Linked DNA regions of Mus musculus: all the other regions are linked to region 2. A link is a contact called in ENCODE Hi-C or POLR2A ChIA-PET data. All regions are on one chromosome and are shown on one strand. Each heading gives the region's core, a stretch centred on a gene start or an enhancer-like site at or near the end of the contact. The rest is flanking DNA. Distances are from core to core; before and after follow the strand shown. Region 1 overlaps Rin3 (Ras and Rab interactor 3). Region 2 holds the start of Rin3 (Ras and Rab interactor 3). Region 3 overlaps Slc24a4 (solute carrier family 24 (sodium/potassium/calcium exchanger), member 4).

Evidence for each region. Hi-C counts contacts between places; a loop is a spot of excess contacts on that map. ChIA-PET counts read pairs that join two places held with the same protein, here RNA polymerase II (POLR2A).
Region 1: a map of heart shows a loop between it and region 2 (7-fold over the local background). The contact joins the enhancer-like site here to the promoter of Rin3 in region 2. A Hi-C loop is called at or near these places in 6 of 37 maps with a recorded cell type or tissue (gastrocnemius and heart). POLR2A ChIA-PET finds 5 or more read pairs at or near these places in 1 of 5 experiments (Patski).
Region 3: POLR2A ChIA-PET joins it to region 2 with 13 read pairs in Patski. The contact joins the enhancer-like site here to the promoter of Rin3 in region 2. A Hi-C loop is called at or near these places in 1 of 37 maps with a recorded cell type or tissue (heart). POLR2A ChIA-PET finds 5 or more read pairs at or near these places in 1 of 5 experiments (Patski).

What each region holds. Positions count from the first base shown.
Region 1 is chr12:102,317,947-102,321,141 of GRCm38, reverse strand. All of the region lies in intron 2 of Rin3 (Ras and Rab interactor 3), which reads right to left. Among named protein-coding and RNA genes, the nearest start is that of Rin3, 36 kb to the right of the region's middle. Within about 2 kb of position 1,786, at least 1 of the 3 ENCODE cell types and tissues checked has a DNase peak (open chromatin) inside an H3K27ac peak, as active enhancers do; it is heart, where a contact is called at or near this core.
Region 2 is chr12:102,281,453-102,284,595 of GRCm38, reverse strand. It overlaps Rin3 (Ras and Rab interactor 3), which reads right to left and starts at 1,522. Exons shown (of 10, transcript NM_177620.4): 1 at 1,270-1,522. The coding sequence starts at 1,310.
Region 3 is chr12:102,240,778-102,244,077 of GRCm38, reverse strand. The region is part of intron 12 of Slc24a4 (solute carrier family 24 (sodium/potassium/calcium exchanger), member 4); the gene reads right to left. Among named protein-coding and RNA genes, the nearest start is that of Gm25203, 11 kb to the left of the region's middle. Within about 2 kb of position 1,842, at least 1 of the 3 ENCODE cell types and tissues checked has a DNase peak (open chromatin) inside an H3K27ac peak, as active enhancers do; it is heart, where a contact is called at or near this core.

The DNA of each region.
Region 1 (3,195 bases), core at 537-3,036, 36 kb before region 2:
ACCCACTCGGCTCTTCTATAGTAATCATTAATTAAGAAAATGCACCATTGAAATGCCTGCAAGCCAATCTGATGCAGCCACTTTTTCAATTGAGATTCCCTCTTCCCAGACGACCCTAGATTGTGTCAAACTGACAAAACCTAACCATCACAAACCACTTGAGAGACTTCTGTGGACAACTTTCTACAATGTTGCAAATTAGGAGCTAGGGAGATATCTTAGTGGGCAAAGTGCTTGCCTTGCAAGCATCGGGACCTGAGTTCGATTCCCAGAACCCATGCAAAAGGCCCAGGATGGTGGCACATTCTGTGATCCCAGTACTGAGGAGGCAGAGACAGGTGGGGGATTCCTGAGGGCTCACTGGACAGCTAGCTTAGCCGCCTTATTGAACTCCAGGTTCTATAAGACCTTGTCTCAATAATAAATGAAGAAAGAAAGAAACAAAGAAGCCAACCTGAAAACAACACAGGAGGTTGACCTTTGGCCTCTACAGCTGGGGTACAAACACGAGGTTGCAAGGTAGTTTGCACCCAAGGTATAAAACTAGACTCATGATTACATACTATTGTGATTAAGTAAACAGACAAGAGATGAATCTTAGGAAGAATCCCAATGCCATGGAGAGTCCTGTCATCCAGGAGGCTGGGTATAACACCCCTGCTTACAGCAGAGTGACTTTTCTTCCAAGGTGTAGTAGGGAAAGAGGGCAGGCAGCAGGGGTGTGCAGGGGGTGGGGATGGGGTGGGGTGGGGCGGCAAGAATGAGGCTGAGGGAGAGAGATGCCACAAACTGGCAGCAATGAGCAAAGTCAACCCCACCAGGGCAAGGCACATGGCTGTTTGGTACCTACTGTGGTTCCAATAGGAAATGTCCCCTACAGATTCATGTGTTGAAGACCTGAAGCCCAGGACTCTGACTTAGAGCTAATTCAGAGACTCTGGAAACATTAGGAAGTGTGGCTTGGCTAAAGGAAGTAGATCAGTTGGGGGCAGGTCCTTATATGCCGCTTGCCCTTTCCTGTTTGGCTTTGTTCCACCACTTCCTGTCTACCAGGAGGTGATGGACTTTGCTCTGTCACTTCCTGTCCACCGTGAGATGACAGGCTTTGCTTATCATTGGCTCTCAGCCATAATTCAGTTTTGCTTATGGTCCACAGCAATGTTGTTAACCAAATACAAACTGAGATCTCTCAAACCATGAGCCCACATAAATCCTTCATCTTTTAAACTGTTTCCCTCAGAAATTCATCACAGCAGCAAAAACAATATAACAAGGGACCTTTGAATGATGGGCAGCCACTGGTTTTGCCTCTGCTCTGGAGAGGGTCTTGGTGCAGACAGAGGACATGAGGTATAACCAAGTCCAGGCTTTAGTTGACGCTAATGTACAAGGACTGGTAGAGTAACTGTGGCAAGTGTTGGTTAGCTGCTGTCAGCAGGGCAGCTCGCATGCTGGTGGACACAGGGCATGCTCTGTTCTCAGGGCACAGGGTACTCTCTGTTCTATGTTTGCAACTTTTCCATTAACTCTAAAGCCATTCTAACTAAAATAACAAACCAGCCCAAGTGCAGAAGAAATAGAGGCAACTTTCTGATTGCCTTGTTGCTGAATACATACTTTTTTTTTTTTTTTTTTGGATTTTCCTTTTAAAAGGGGGACCACAGTGTTCCCAACTTCTTATCAGAGAAGAGGCTGCTAGGACTGAGGCAGGTCCTGGGGAAGGAAGTGGATGTGGCCAAGGTCACACCGACTCTGGGGACAAGTGAGCTGGCTCCCGGCAAGACAAAGGCTGCCTCTCACAATGCTGCAGGAGGTGAATCAGGATCTCTAGGCTGTGTCTCTCAACTCAGGGACCACCCATGATGTTTGTCTCTTTCAAAATAATGACATCACTGCACTGGTTCTATGGGAACCACACTGTGTAGCAAAGGGCTTCCCCAGAATCTTTGAGGATCCCTCAATGGGCATTTTCCCCATTTTTCTATGGAATGGAGTCTCACACTGTGGTCCAAGCTGGCCTGAATCCACTAAGCTATATCACCAACCCCATTTTTCCTATCTGTGTGATTTTAGGCAAAAGAGTCAACATCTCTGTGCCTCAACTTCCACATCTGGAAAGGGGGAATGCTGATTACGTCTAGCTGTCAGAAACGGCTTCAAGGATTAAATAATATTTGCAAAGTAGCTGCCTTAGCTTGTGTAAGCATGTTATGGGATGTTGTTGACTCAACAATGATAAGATAGCCTAGTGATCACATCTTAGAACACATCCCTGTCCTTAGATAAGACATCTGAATCTCAGTATAATCTGCTCACACCTTCCTCTCTTGGCTAAACTACCCCAGGGTCTTTTGTTCTCTCTAAGCCATCCTGGTGCTGTGTAAATGGGGGTTATGAGGCACCATTTAGGGTCTGCACTGTTCAGTGCAGATGCAACTGTCCCCCCCCCCATTATTTTGCATCCATGGTTAATGTGCAGGTGCACTATGGGGATATGAGGGTGAGTGTATTTGTTGCTTTCTTGTTCCTCCTTTGTTGGTGTCTCTACTCTGCACAGGTAGGCCTAGACGTGGGTCTGTCACTCACTAGCCTCATAACCTGAAGCAGGTGATGCTACCACCACCATCCCATCCCTCCAATCCCCCAACTCCCTCTGGGCTCAGCACCTGGCCTTCCCTAGACTCCTAGACTCTAGCCTGGCCTCTTGCAGCCAGGGCTGTTTCTGGCAGGTAACAGTTCTCACAGAACAGGCAGAGAGAAAAGACTGTAAAACGAACCGTCTAACCTTCATGATAGCAACAGACTGATGAACAGCACAAAGTCCCCAGACCCTCAGGTGGCAGAGTCCCAGGGGTGTTCTCCACACTGCCTTCAAGGGGGTTCAGTTAGTGTGTATAACCTCTGCCCATCTCTTTCTCTTTCTGCTTCTTGGGAACTCTCTATAAGACACCAGAGGTTTTAAGAGGCTGGTGCTGACAAAATCTGAACTCAGGCCTCCTCATGGCTTGTGAAATGGGACAAAGGCAGAGCCTTTGACATCTGGACAACACAGGGTTGGTGTTCACAAACAACAAACAGACCCCTAGGGGCCTGGGAGATGTCAAGTTTTTGTGGTTTTTGAAGAAAGGATGGTACAAGGATCAGGGTGCTTGCTAAGCACAGCACACACACTACCACAGAGGCCCCCTCTAACCA
Region 2 (3,143 bases), core at 273-2,772:
ATTTCCGGGCTGTGGTTGTAGCTGGGATTGGGGGTAGGAGGAAGGAGGCAGCCAAGCCCCCCCCCACCCCCCCACCCCCCGCCCCAGGACAATCCCAGTCCCTCCTATCCGAATGGGGGCCAGTTACACCCTACTGTTCCCAAACCCTGGAGAGTACAAGATGTGTACAGATAGCGTTCCTGTTCTAAAGAGTGGAAGCTCAAAGAGATGAGGTCACAGAATTAAAACAGGCAGCCACGGGAATTCATCCGGGATCAGGCCCGGGACTTTTAAACGGAAATACAAAAAGTATGGTACCCCAGATTCGTCCATCATCCATGGCACCTCAGAAAGTGCTAGAAGACTTTCGCAGAAATCGCTTTCTACTCGGTGCAGCTTCAAACCCCACCCTTCCCGATCTTCTCTTAGGACTGGGCTGGGCGGGATGACAGGACATTCCCAACCTTGTGTAGCTCTGGGCAGTGTTCCAGGTCTTGAGGTGGGGGGTAGGGAAGAGCACAAAAGTAGGAATCCCTTCCGAATGGTTGTTCCCAAGCCATTTAATTTCACACACTTCAGACTGCATCTGCGTCTGGGTATCCCGCCAATCATTTGCACCCGAGCACTCTAGACCCTCCTCACACACCAGGCTCTTCAAAGGCCAGTCCAAAGGTCCCCAGCCGATCCAGTGGGGTGGCAGATGGGATCTGGTGGCGCCTCAATCCTCCAGGCAGAGAGTTAGCTGCTGGATGGGCCTGCCTAAAGTTGTAGGTGCTTCTTATCTACCACCCTACTCCCCACCCCCGCCCCCACCCCCACTCTCGGTCCCAGAACCTGAGGGCGCAAGCTGGGGTTTAGGCAGAGCAGCGGTGCTTCGTGGTGCATGGGGCTGGCTGGGCCAGGGCAGCGAGTGCTTGCATCCAAAGTTCAGCCTAGGCTAGAGCCATGGCTACACGGACATCTCGGGCTCGAACACACCAAACCCTCCCAGCCGCACATTGTGCACTGCTTCCCCCCCCCCCCCCCCCCCCCCCCGCTAACAAAGTCTGGATTTGAAAGTTTGGCCAAGTTCGGCAGTCACCAAGGCCGCCCCCTTTCCTTGCAGAACCTAGTTTCACCCTTAGTCCCTGCTGGGGGATCCGCACGCTCGTGGGGGGTGTTCATTTCAGCATGACATCCACGACGTCCCGTAGCCCTATCCGGAGCACCCAGGGCTCTCGGGGATCAAGCTGAGCAAAAGAGGCAGGACGCGGGCCACCTGGGGAGCGGCGGGCACGGGTTGCCACTTACCCGGCAGGGTGGGCGCTCGAGGGCGCTTCGGCGCGTCGCATCGTGGGGCAGGCGATTGGGGACGCAGCGACCTCCGCGTGGCGCTGGCGCTGTCCCTCGCCGAGGGCCGGGCTGGGCGCCGCCGCCAGCCGCGCGCCCAGTGGGGAAGCGCGGGGCCGCTGCCTTCCACTTCCTGGATCGCAGCGCGCGGGGCTCGCAGGAAGAGGCCGGCCTTGGTGGTCAAGGGTTTTTTGTCAGAAGCCATTCGGCCGTGGCTGCTCGTAGCAGGGAGCCCCCTGGGGCGCGCGGAAGCCGGGCCGCGCCCCTAGGGCCGGGCCTGGCGGCGGGCGGTGCCGGGGTCGAGGACAGCACGGACTGTGGCCGCCCGGAGCCTGCGAGCGAAACTCACAGGAAAGTCTCCAAGTTGGCACCGGATAGCAAGGCACTCAGGGCTGGCAGGTGACGAGGCCCACGGCCCAAATGGGACCTCCTTCATCCCGGGGGAGCCACGACCCATACCCACTCCCGCCCCCAAGGCGGGGCACCTCCTCCACGTCCCTGACAGGTGGCCATCCTGTCTCTCCTTGATACCTTCTCTGTTGATAAGATCACTGTTTAACAAAGCAGATATCGTCCATGAAGCCTGACATCTAAGGCACCTGTGCTGAGTACAGCACCCAGTGAGAGACTAAAGGAGAAAACTTGCTAGCTTACACAACAACCGCGAGTCGTAATGCCTCCTTTTTTAAGCGCCCAGACACTCAAAAATGTCTCCTGAGCTAGCTAAGCCTGTGAGACCAGGTAATAGCGGACCTCAAGATATCACCTTGTTTAATTCATTCCCAGCCTGGGCATTATTTAGACTGCTGGGGACAGATTAAATGTTTTGTGCTTGGGACTGTCTTGTGCATTGTGCATTGTAGGAGTAACCCAACTTCCATCCACATCCTTGGCCTCTACCCACGATTACACAGGAGTGCTAGAGTGTCCACACACCCTCACAACCACTTCTCTTTTGGCATTTCCTCCAAATCAGCCTGTGGAAGTGAGAGGAAAGGCTTAGTTAACAGTCTCCTGCTGGGAGTGGTAAATGGGCCAGCTGATTTGGGAAGCAGCCTTGGCAGTTCCTCAGAAGGGGAAACTACGTACCCAAAGGGGCTTATTTCAGCTTTCAATTCCAGGTTACAGTTCATTATGGGGAAGTCAAGGCAGGGGGAGGGGGGGGATGTCAAAAAGCTGGTCACATGACATCCAGAGCAAAGAGAAATGAATGTAACCATGTTTACCTGGCTTGTGATCAGCTCACTTTCTCCACTCTTACATAGTTCAGGGCACCCTGTATAGGGAATGGTGCTGCCCACAGTGGGTTGAGTCTTCCCGCACCAATAACTTAAGTAAGACAGTCCCTCACCAGCATACTCATAGGCCTAACTAAATGCAGACAATCCCTTACTGAGAATTTCTTCTCAGTGATTCTAGGTTGTGTCAAGTTGACAAATTAAAGCTATCTATCATAGTGTGTCCATGCAAAACCTTATATATGACTGTTCATATCAGCCTTTATTTGTGTTATCCAGAGCTGGAGCTAGAGTTCAGAGGTAGAATGGTTGCCTGGCATGTGTCTGAGAGGCCCTATGTTGAAGGAAGAAAGAAAGAAAGAAAAGAAATACAAACAATTTACAGTAGCCAGTATGTGGGAGCAACCAAGCATTCATCAATCGATGAATATGTAAATAAGATCAGGGATCATCAGTCAGGGACTGTTATTGAGCCACAGAAAGAATGGGGCCCCAACAATGGTGCTTCTGCACAGATGAGTCTTGAAAGCATGCTAAGTGACAGAAGCCAGTCGTTAAACACATTCCTTTTGCATGAAGTGTTCAGAGTAGGCAATT
Region 3 (3,300 bases), core at 593-3,092, 41 kb after region 2:
TTAGGATATCTGGTTACAGCATTCCAATTCAGAGAGCCAGAGGAGCTCTGTTTCATGTGGCACCTGGTGTGTGTCCCAGCAGGTGTTGGCTGACTTGATGGTAGGACAGGAAGATCTTATCCCGATAGGTACAATATAGAGTGTGAGAGAGAAAGATTTTATCTGCAGGGTCAGGAGGGCTCCCGTGGACAAGCAGGGCATCCCAGAGCATAGGTACAACAAACAACTCCTATCTGGGGTCTTCCCCTGGCTAGGGCTCACGGTCACTGGCCCACTGTTTAGTGTAGAGCCAGACTATAAACTGGTTTCCAGGAGACAATGATTCTCCTCCTCCTTCCCTAGCCTCTGGGCGTCAGGGTGGGAAGAGAAAACCAGCATCAGGCAAGGCAGGCCAAGCTATGAGGAAGCTTGGGCATTACTGTCTTAGTTTCTGGATGGTCAAGACAGGGCCTCTGCCCACTGTTCTGGGCAGATATAGTGAGGGATGGAGGGCATTTATAACAGGGGTGGCCAGCCCTTTGGCTCCCTTAAGCCATAGTGAACAAAGTAGAGTTCTATTAGGCTATACATTAAATTTCAGGTCTGTCTAACCTAGAGCCCATTGGTTATAAGAACACACACATACAGACACATGCGCATGCGCACACACACTTCATTTCAATTTGTCTTATGGTTATTCTGCAACACAATGCTATTATCTATAAAATCCATGACTGAGAACTGCCCCCCCCTTTTAAAATAGCTTCAATGTTTTAGGTAGGTAGATTTTGTGATGGCTGCATTCACAGCTAGCCGGGGCTACACACAGATTGGACATGCATAATAGAAAACACACCATGTGGTCATTGACCCATATTTGCCTTTTAAGCCTGGAATCTCCCAGGGAACAGTGATCATTGCTTGCCCTGTCCCTCCTGCAGCCCTAAGGCCAGAATAGAGCCCGGTGCCCAGATGTTGCGTGACCAGGACAAGTGTCTGTGACTGCCTGTAGCCCAGTACCTGGCATGTAACAAGTACTCAGGCTCTTTCCTTCCTTTGACTTTCAAAACGGCAGCAGAACCAGGCCCACGGGAATTCTGGGGCCTGTGACTTTTCTAGAACACTGCATGTGGTCGAATCAGGGTGGATGGGTACAGCACACACTATGTGGATAAAACACACTACAGGATACAGTTCTTCTGAGTGCCTACTGTGCATTAGATGGTACAAGGCCTGATGGTATTACCGCAGCACCATAAGTAAGTGCCAGCACCGTGCATTGTGGATGCTGATTCAGTAGGAAAGCAGATCAGAAAAGTGAGGCACGATGGCGGCTCAACGGTGCTGGCGTGAGGCAGGGCTGAATTTCAAATCTAGGACTGAGGACTCCAGAATTCACCCCAGCCTTCCCGAAACAACACAGAAGCATGGGTATGGCTGATTGAGTCCTTGATATGCCACATTGCTTGCCAGCTAACCCCAGGGACAGCATTTTCCCCTTCCAAAGGTGCCCATCCCTGGAATTACTAAGGGGCACCCGTGGGGAAAGCACTAGCCTCAGGCACCTCTAAGGGCAGCTCAGAGCTACCACAGGCCCTAAGCTGAAAGGAGACCAAGACAACCCTGAACTGAGGTCATGGGTGTGGGATTTACTGGCTTCCTCTAACTGCCTGTGAACCTCCACCTCCACCTCCCTTGGCCCAGGTCACTGTCCACACCTAGCCGGACAGCCACCACCCGGTACTGTTTCCATGGCTACTCTGCTCCCAGAGAGGAGGAAGAGACACTGTGGTTTCCACGGGCAACCCTGTAAACACCTCTGAACACAAAGGAAGCTCTCCCTGGATGTGGGAAGCAGGCTGGTTCCTGAGCATGGAACTGAGGGGAACCTGAGGAAGCTGTTGTTCTTGGCTAGGTCAAGGCCACAGACCCAAGGACATCCTGGAGCCAAGAGAGAAAGGGGGCCAACTACAGAGGAAGCTCACCGGCTCCCCAAAGGGCTCATAGAGAGTTCACAAAGCAGCCACCCAGCAGGCAGCTGGAGCCCCCTTGAACTAGCTCCATCTTATGAAGTGGCCCCACCCAGAGACCCCACAGCTACATTGTTGGATGTAGGGAAGAGGGGCAGGTCCTAGGGGCTGTTCTACTTCTGCCACATTCGAGGCTTGGAGGGAATGGAAACAAGTCATCCTTTCACTGGGCTGCCCCGTTTTACAGAGCAAGAACTGACTTTTATGTGTCTCTCCCACAGGTTCCTGGATGTTTCAGGACCAGGTTGTCAATGGAGAGGCCAGAGGGGAGTGGTAGATGGATGCACAGAGCTGTCTATACCCATCTGTCAGCGCATAGGTCACAAGGGACAGTCATCACAGATTCCAGTCTGCTTCTCTTGCTGTGGTCCTGCTCCAACACCATTTGCCACATTGGTTTTTTTTGATGACCATAGCCCTGTGTCCCCTGGCTTAACCCCATAGACACAGGAGAGGATCAAGACTAGCGGTGGGATGACATAGGGCTATAAAGGTGGCGCTCTGGATGGAATCCAAGGCTCATGCTCCGGTCTCTTATAAACCTAGGGCCGATCCCAGTCTACCTGCCCTGGAGGTATGGGCTGCTCTCTTAGGACCCTGCTCTATGGACATCCTCCTCCTCAGTGTGTCCTAAGGAGAACCTCAGTACGGGGACCTTGGATCTGGAGAAGACCACATGTCTCTTGGCTTTCAGGGTCGCAGATAATTCAGAAACAACTGCTACCAAATTAGTGTGGCTTTCACCCTGACCAGCCAACTAGGCTGAGCATATACAGTGTGGGTCCCATGGAGGTGCAGGGAAGCTCACTGGCAGTACAGACACCACTTCCATTGGGCCATCTGGATGGCAGAGGGGCCCTGGAAAGGCTGACCCTCAGGGCTAATCTCCCCAGAGATCTCAGTAAGGAAGCAGGTGTCATTTTGGGGGTCTATCTTTGGTAGAAAAAGAAACGGTGCTTGATCAGGGCTAGCAATTCCTGAGCTAGACAAATCCCTGGGCTGTTGGTACCACAGATGTTTCCAGCTGCTTGGGTTAACTTATTCTGTAAGGCAGCCTGAGAGTCACAGAGGCTGGGCTCCAGAGAAGCAGGAACACATGTGCCCACCAGGCCTTGCTTGGGACTTGGAACTAGTCCCTGAGTTTGAGGACAAGCCCTGGAGCTGCAGGAAGGTACATACCATGGAGGTTTTCTAATCCAGAAACTCTAGGGAAGTCTATGGTCCCAGGAGAGTCTGCATCTCCAGACACAGCTATCCCAGGGGCCCAGACTGGCAGGCCCAGGCCAGCTAC